2 separate regions of the Homo sapiens genome follow, and region 2 is linked to region 1. Evidence: read pairs that join two places in POLR2A ChIA-PET (ENCODE). Cell type or tissue: MCF 10A. All regions are shown on one strand. Each heading gives the region's core, and the rest is flanking DNA. Links, peaks and the distances in the headings are about the cores only.

Region 1 (4,400 bases), core at 325-4,324:
TTCTCTCTAGAGAACTGGAAGAAAAATGCCTAATCCAGATATTTCAGTGTGTAGAAATTTCCTAGAATTGAGTTGCCAGACATCAGAATGTGATTATATTTATATAGGAGTTTTTAGGTGAAGTAAATCTTGTCCTTATTATTCTTTTCAGACTGAGGAGTGTTAAAGTGAACAGACGCTTTCTTGACTACTGCTAGTGTCGTCCATCACCTTTGTTTTAAAACAGGTCTTAAGGGTATTTCCTAATATTTAAAAATGTTGATGGTATTTTAGGGTTTGTTTGGCTTTAATTTACGTCTACGTTTTTTTTTCCACTGTCAAGTAGCTGTTGTTCATAAGAGCATAATATGAGTGGTCAAATAGCCTTTAATGATGCAGCAAGGATGGGGTAGATGAATTGGGCTATAGAAATATACCAATACATGGAGATTATTTCCAGAGAAATCGTGTGGACTTCTATAATGTATCCTTGAGTCCAGAAGTGAAAATGTAAAATGACTTAATCTAAGACAACCAGTGGTGCTGGGTTGCTTTTGGCCTCCTGATTTTCTTGAGCTTTTTTGGGTGTGGCTTGCTCATGAGTATTTCAGTAGTCTGATTGTAACTCAGGTGCCTTGCTACTTGTGAAACATGTTTTCTTATATTGAAGGAGTGTGGGTTATCTCTTAAAACTGAATATGTTGAATAAGACCTGTATTTCTAGGAAGATTTCTCTTAATTTTTAAGGCAGATGTGAAGTTTTATGGTGTTAGGTTATCTTCATCAATTAACCATTATGGAATCGGTCTCAGTTATCACTTCTTACCAATATCAAGTGCCAAAATGTTTGAATTTGGGATATTGTAATTAATCTATTTCCTATTCCTGAATGTTATTTTGTGCCATTGAAGGCTTTTATGGGGAGTGGCCGAAGAGGAATGTTTGCCTCTTTCTAAGAAAAATGAGCCTTCTAACCACAACCCCTGCCACTCCTGAAGTAATAAGAATTTTGGTGGTTATTGTTCCTCACTTGTAATTTCATACCTTCGTGTTACATGTTTTGCTGTGTGTAAGTGTGGCCTGTGTCATGGAAGTTTCTGCTTTGGGAATTTTTTGGAATTATTCTTGACTGCAAGGTGGGGAGGATTGGTGAGTTGCACAGGGCATCACCTGATCTGAGAGCAGCGTGACCTAAGAACCTGGTATTTTGATGCTTTGCTGGCTGGTGCAGTGCCTGAGGGAGTAAGAGCCCTGTTGTTGTAAGATAGTGTCTTACTCCCTCAGGCACATCTCCAACAAGTCTCTTGCTCTCCTCCAATTTGATCGCTTTGCCTGGTGACCAGTAACTAAGTTCTTCTGATTACCAAATATCATTAATGAGATATCAACTTTTAAACTATTTATTATTATTTGGGTTTTAAGGAGAATTGCCCTAATATTAAACTTATTACATGTAGTATTATGTATAATTGGGTATATTGGCAAATGTGTTAAAAGAGAGTGTAGGAACTGCTTTATGTAGCAAATTACTTCCTAAGTTTTATGTGAATATTCTTAAGAACTGTTATTTGAAATGTTAGTCTGTGTTTTAATTTTGCATGTACATGACATTTATTTGTTAAGAAATTGGACAAAACATAGGCCTTTTTGTGAACAAAGGGTTCAGAAATACCTTAGGTTCTGATTTTATTCGTTTTCTAAGCTGCTTATTCACAAATGACTGCAAATTTAGTGGTTCTAAGCAACACGTTTATTGCCTTGCAATTTCTGTGGGTCAAGAGGCTGGGCACAACTTAGCTGTGTCCTCTTTAAGACTGCAGTCAAAGTGTAGGTCAGGGCAGGGTTGTTATCTAGTGACTCAACTGGGGAAAGGTCTGCCCACAGACTTCCTTGGGTTATTGGCTGAATTTATTTCCTTGTGTCTGTTAGGTTCAGAGCAGCTTGCTTCTTCAAAGTAAGCAAAGGAAAGGTGAACTGGTGCTATGTTCTTACATAATCGTGTACATGTAATCACATACAACCCATTGCCTTTGCTGTATTTCATTCATTAGAAGCAAGTCATAGGTCCAGTTCACGTGCAAGGGGAGGGAATTATACAAAGGTTTAAACACCAGGAAGTGTAGGAATCAAGAATAGTCACATCAGTTCTTTCTGCCACATGGATTATAGATAGATTGACAGCTGAACATGTAACTTCTTTTTTAAACTCATTTTAATTTACTTTTAAAAAGTTGTACTAATGCATATGGTTAAGTATAGCATTAATAAACATGAACTTAACCCCTTTTAGGGGCTGGACATTATAGATACTGAGGGTACAAATATGGAGCTTCTTTATGCACTGCTCAACTCTCCATTGAATTTGAGAGATGGATATATGTGATCATTATACAATGCAACAAATTCTGTAATAGAACTGTTAACAAAACACTTAGTGAAGTATCTTTGTCTAGGCTGGTCAAAAAATGCTTCACAGAGGAGGGTACGTTTGAACTGTAGTTTGAAGGATTTAGAAGTTGTACGGAGAGAGGGCAGTACAGACTAAAGAAAAATCCACAAAAGTGTGGGTTTTGATAGGGCATACTGAAAAGTTAAATATGTCTGGATTGTAGGGTGCATAGAGGAATGATGAGAACCTGAAGCTAGAAAAATAGAAAGTGGAGCCAGTTGAAAGATTTTATAGTGCTGTAGGTTTGTTTTATCTAATGAAGTTTGAAAGCAGGGGGAGTATCATGATTAGGCCATTGGGCACAATTAACACTCGTAGTTTACATGGATGGCAACCTTCTCTAGTGGTGCAGACTTCAGGCTGTATGCAGCAACCCTGATCAGGATTCAGTTCTTAAGGAGGAGAGTGTGATAGCAGGAGAATAAGTTAGGATTCTTTTAAAATATAACTGATAGAAGATGCCTATGTTGAAAACATGGCATTGGTGAGGGAGAAGAAAAGTTAGATTTGATTGAGATTTCTAAGCTAGAACTGATAGAATTGACCTGGGTACATAGTGATGTCTTTAACCAGTATTAAAGATGAAAAGAACAAGTTTTAGGAAATGATAATGAGTTCCTTTCAGGCCTGTTAAATTTGAGTGGCTACAGGATTTTCATCTGGATAGAAGTATACTTTAAGTGGTTGGAAACATGAGTCTCTAATTCAGGATATTACAAAAAACTGAGAAATCAATTTGCAAGTTATAAATGAATCCAGAAAGTGGATAAGATTACTAAGGGATGAATATAGATTGACGAAGGACAAGGATGGAATCCAGAGGAGCAAGTATTTTAAGAGACAGGGAGAGGAAGAGGCCAGCAGTTAGAATTCAACCAGAGGGAAAGGAAGTTTTTTAAAAACCTGGGTTTTTTTTTAATTATAAAAATAATACCTGTTCACTAGAGAAAAACTAACATACGGAAAAGCAGGTATAAAAATCGCAAATTGCTTGTAATTTTACCACCAGAAATAACTGTTAATGTCTTTTATATATGTATTTGTTTTAGACACAAAATTTGGAACATTCATTTTTATATTGTTTTGATTTTAACCTTTCTGATGTTCTAATACAAAGTTTTAAAGCTACACATTTTCCTCCAAGAATTGCTTTACCTGAATCCCACTGATGTTGAAGTGTTCTTGTTAACATTCAGTGAAAAATGTATTTTAATTTCCCATATGATTTCTTCTTGATCCATGGGTTACATATTCTTTGATAACATGCTGTTTCCATTTCCACCAGTTTCTAACATCACATTAAAATTTTTTATAACATGATTTTTAATTATTACCCAGTATTCCAAAAATCACTCAAATATTTAATGAGGACGCGCTTTTCCGGACACTATTCTGGGGGTACAGCAGTGAAGAAATAAGATAAAAATCCCTGCTTTTAGGGGCCTTATTATTCTATTTGGGAGAGATAGTAAACAGACAAGTAAAATACATAGTGTGTTAGGGCATTGAGTGTAATGGAAAAAAAATGGAGTGCAAAGGCTGATAGAGATTCTGGGGTGGAGGCCTATCTATAGTTGCTATTTTAAATCGGGTTTTAAGGATGACCTCACTGACAAGGTGACAATTCAAGCAGAAAGTGAAGGAGCAAGTCATGAGGATCTCTGGGGTAAAAACATATTCAGGCACAGGGAGCAGTAACTATAAAGGCCCTGAGGCATGAGTGTACCTGATATGTAGGTTTACTTACAGCTGGAGTGCAGAGGGCTGTAGAAGATGAGAGCATAGTGGGGTGGCATGAGGTTGGGACAGAATCATAAACTGCCTCATAACCACTGACCTGTGGTTTGCGGCTTTTGTTTTAAAGAGGGATGGGGAGTATTTTTGTGCAGAGGATTGACATAATCTGACTTGGGTTTTAAAGGATTACTCTGGCTATTGTGTGAGGTGGCAAGAGTCAGCAAGGAGGCAAAAA
Region 2 (4,400 bases), core at 159-4,158, 180 kb after region 1:
AAGAACACGGTGGAGCTGCATGTACTGACATAGAAAGAGCCTTAAGACATCCTGTCACTTGAAAAATGTAAGTTGCAGAAAGAAATATAGAGTATAATAACATTTATATGGCTTGCCCACATCCCCTGCCCTCCAAATACACAAAGCACTCCACGTTCTCTATAGGCATACGCCCGTGAATGTAAATGCAAAGAAAACCACCTGTGAGAAGACACACGGTGTGAGAATGAAAATTACTTCTGGAAAGGGAGAGGACACCAGGAGTAGGGTAGGACTTTTATTCGTAATGTTTTTTTTTTTATAAGAAGGCTATACACTTGCATGATTGAAATATTTTAGGGCCTTTTCCTCATTAGGGCATCTCAGGACATCTTGAGGCAGGCCAGCACAACATTCTCAGCGACTGCCTTGTTTTGAGGAACTATGACTTTCAACTCAAAGGGCCCACCTGCCCTAGAGAGAAAATGCTTGGTCTTCATTAAACTAAACGATGGTTCATTAAGACCAAACAAACTCAGATGAGATGTTAAGACTTTCTGTGCACCTGTAAATCAATAAAAAGCTCTTCCTGTTTTGTGAAAGTATCACAATAAATCTGATGGGATTGTGGGTGGGAACAGTTTTTTTTGTTGTTGTTGTTATTTTTGTTTGTTTGTTTGTTTTGAGACAGAGTTTCACTCTTGTCACCCAGGCTGGAGTGCGATGGCGTGATCTTGGCTCACTGCAACCTCCGCCTCATAGGTTCAAGTGATTCTCCTGCCTCAGCCTCCTGAGTAGCTGGGATTACAGGCACCTGCCACCACACCCGGCTAATTTTTGTATTTTTAGTAGAGACGGGGTTTCACCACGTTGGCCAGGCTGGTCTTGAACTCCTGACCTCAGGTGATCCACCTGCCTCGACCTCCCAAAGTGCTAGGATTACAGGAGTGAGCCACCGCACCCGGCCTATATTTTGTTTTAAATTTAGTAGAAGGCCATCAACTTAGGGTATTACCATTAAGCCTAGTTAGAAATAAGGAATATAAAGTGAAAAATAATCAGTCCCCACAAAAATAGTACAGAGCAAAAGTCAACAATACTGGCTTTCAAGTGGATTTTTAAAATCCCAGAGCCACAAGAAATACCATATTGAAGAAATGCTCAATGGTTGCCAAACGTTTCATTTCCTTTGTCTTGTATTTCCTCTTTTTTTCATAAAACACATACCTCTGAACACTTCAAAACATTAGCAGCTCAACTGCCTTCTGGAACATTCTGACACCGAGTGATGTTTTAATTTTGATTTCTCAGCAGCAAATGGATGATGTCAAAGGGGCCTCACATTTTCCTAACCAGTATCAGCTCCCCAACCCAAATGGTTATTATTACCAAGGAAACTAGTTCAGATTCTTTTTCCCTTTCTGTTAAAAACACATCCTATCACCCAAGTTTAACCAGAAAATGCCATCTCTGGTAAAGTCACAACCTGCCATACACAACATGGGCTTCTCAGACATTCTGCCCACCACCATCCTGGACAATAGGAATAGATAACTGATATTCATTTATTGAATGAACTAAGTTAAAGCCATCATTCCCTGCCTACCTCATGTAGGTACCTGCCTACCTCAGAGGTGATATAACCCAGATTGCAAATGTCAATTAGAGTGGGCTCCACCAACCCCCAACATAACTGGCACACATATACCCATGAATGGGGACCACATCTGAATTCTCCTTTAGGAAATGACTTCTCTTGAATATGATTCATTTTGGTGAATTTAATCCACAGGCTCCACAGTTTTACAAGTAAAGAAGATAATTATACTCTAGTTGTTGACATGAACTGCTTGGATGTTCAGGGTTGTGGTGATGACGTGAACAACAGACTTCTTCACTCTGCAAGTTACCCAACAGCAAGCTGGGTGGATGAAGCCATGCCAACAGCATCTGGCAGGAGCCAGCACCAAGCACACCTTACACAGCTTCGACAGAGCTGCACGGAGAACACATATGCTTGGTCAGCTCAAATGGTGTCCTACTTTTCCTGCTGCATGATCCACAACAATCTGTGTTCTGTTGTTGTCTGTTTGTTTTTCTTGCTTGGTTTACAATTTCTTAAGGAACTTAACCTGGAAAACAAGCCCGGTCATGTGGGCCTCTGCCATGCCAGAACACTATAGGCAGCCGACTCTGGAGACAATTTAGCAGATGGATGAAGCTACAATTATTATTGGAAGCTTTTTAACTCCATTGACACTCACTGACTTTAAGTATCTGAAAGCACTTAATCCCTCAGAATTTGAAAGCAGATGGAAGTCAGTCCCTCCCGGAATCACCTCTCTCTCTCCCGGCTTCCTTCCCCTCCCTACTCCCTCTTCCCTCCCTCTAGCTCCCTCTGTCTCTCATACAAAGTACCTTATAGTGTGAGCTCCAGACACACAGACACTGCCATCCTGCCTACAAAGAAAGGAATGCAGACACAGCCAACGTCAGCATTCGGGGTGGGACCACAGTGGAACGCATACATCCTTTCACAGCTGCCAAGGCCTTCTGGGAAGTCCAATGCCTGCCCCCACATCTCTCAGAGCCAAACATCTTCTTCTGGTCAGGAAACCCTGTTCAGAGTGCACAGAGAGCCAGCTCCTCCCTTCTCTGCTGAAATCCTGGGCTCCTGAGGTCAAACAGAATGTTGTCCAAGCCACCTATTTTAGAGATGGGAAAACAGAGGCCCTGGGCAGGGCCCTGGACTTGTCCGGATCAATCAAAACTAGCATCCAAGTCTCCTGGCTGCGAGACAGTTGCTTCTTTTGTCTACTTCTGGCCAGAGTAGCCTCCTCAGTAGCCAAACATTTCCTCCATCCCCCCAGCGGGGATGTCACCTGTCAGAATGGGAAAAGGGTAGGGTTCCCACCTTACTCTGTTTCTCCCCTAAGCCCATCTCTCCCTGCTGGGAAGGCCCATGGTATTCTATCCCCGCCTCTCTCAGAGGGCGTGCAACTTTGTGTCCTAAGTTGATTATTTTCCTTTCACATTGGTTGGTAGTGGCAGTGAAGGACACAGACTCTAAAGCCAGGCTATCTGGTTCCAATCACCAGCTATGTGACTTGGACAAATAATGCTCTCTTCTGTGCTTCTGTTTTCTTCTCTGTAAGTACAGATAATAACTGCACCTACTCCATGTAGGGATCTCTGTGAGCATGCAGTGAGTTAATACACGTACATACGGTATTTAGAACAGCACTGGTCACATAGTAAGCACCGGCCGTGACCTACAAGAGGGCAGCCTAGGCCAGCATTTCCATCTGTCATCTTCAAGGCCAGCACTGATGACAAGGGAGGGCGACCATCTGGTGAGTCACCGTATCTCCAGCACATAGAGGGTGCTCGATAGGAACCGTCGAATGAATGAATCTGGCCGGGTGCACTGCGTATAGCAGGTGCTTCATCATGTCCACTGATACGTGGATTTCCATAATTCACAGGCTCACTTAGGGAATGTCACTTACCAAGTTTATTGGTGAATAAATTCAACTTTCCATCACCAATAGTTTCTGTTGCTCTAAGGCATTTATCTTCGCTGCTGTCTTTAAAAGGTTAACCAGAGCCCAGCTGTCAATGTCAAAAGCATTGCCTGTGCGACCACTTGGTACTTAATCACCTACTGCTTGACATTTTCTTGGTTTTATCCAGGCTTTGAAAAACAAAGTTCCCAAAACACTGCACTTGATATTCATCTCTGAGGGGCCAGTGAATAAAAATATCTTAATGAAGAAAGCCAGCAGAAAACAACAGAGCCTTGAAGTGGAAACCGGTTTCCTGGAACTCCACTCTGCGAGAGGGCTGAAGTGTTTATGCAGAGGAAAGTGCCACAGAAGTGGCCGATCTGGAAGCTGGAGGACATCTGGATATGGCATTTAGGACTGACACAGAAAGTGTCTGGGGCTTATCAAGTGAAAAGCACTCCACAAGAACAAAATATATTAGTCACCACCAAAGTGGGAGTTGAAACCGGGCCCACAGCAAATAAACACTCTGCTGATCGCTGGCCAAAATGCTTAGCTGAAGACGTTTATTAACCCCATTGAACATGTATACAGAGTCAGCAAGCATCTAGGACACAAACCTGTCACAGAGCTAAGTGGGAGAGTACCCAGGGATTTATGTGTGGTGACCCTGAGTGGCATTAAGAGGTTGAGAAGATGATAGAGCCATAACCCCTAAAGCATCTGCCCCAGACACTGCACCCCTTGGGCCAGGACTGCTCTCTTCCCTCACTAAGTGAGGTCCCATGTTAAGCAGAAGGCCTGCCCAACCAGCCGAGATACACCTGGCCTGCAACACATCTGGCACTGCAACCTCATGACCGCTTCACAGCAAGGAAGGAGAAACAGGGTCAGTGCAGATGCCTGGAAGCAGCC

Evidence for each region. Peaks named below come from ENCODE experiments on the same cell type or tissue, not always from the same donor. Only the 100,000 strongest peaks of a DNase experiment are listed, where the experiment ranks them.
Region 2: POLR2A ChIA-PET joins it to region 1 with 5 read pairs; 13 of 35 experiments call an interaction of 5 or more read pairs at or near these places.

The regions. Positions count from the first base shown.
Region 1 is chr7:30,288,607-30,293,006 of GRCh38, forward strand. All of the region lies in intron 1 of ZNRF2 (zinc and ring finger 2), which reads left to right. MIR550A1 (microRNA 550a-1) reads left to right here and starts at 1,188; the gene lies at 1,188-1,284. MIR550B1 (microRNA 550b-1) reads right to left here and starts at 1,284; the gene lies at 1,188-1,284. In MCF 10A, for the core only: no CTCF peak of the experiment used is centred there; a DNase peak (open chromatin) is centred at 1,875.
Region 2 is chr7:30,467,056-30,471,455 of GRCh38, forward strand. All of the region lies in intron 1 of NOD1 (nucleotide binding oligomerization domain containing 1), which reads right to left. Among named protein-coding and RNA genes, the nearest start is that of NOD1, 9.5 kb to the right of the region's middle. In MCF 10A, for the core only: a CTCF peak has its summit at 2,352; a DNase peak (open chromatin) is centred at 2,466.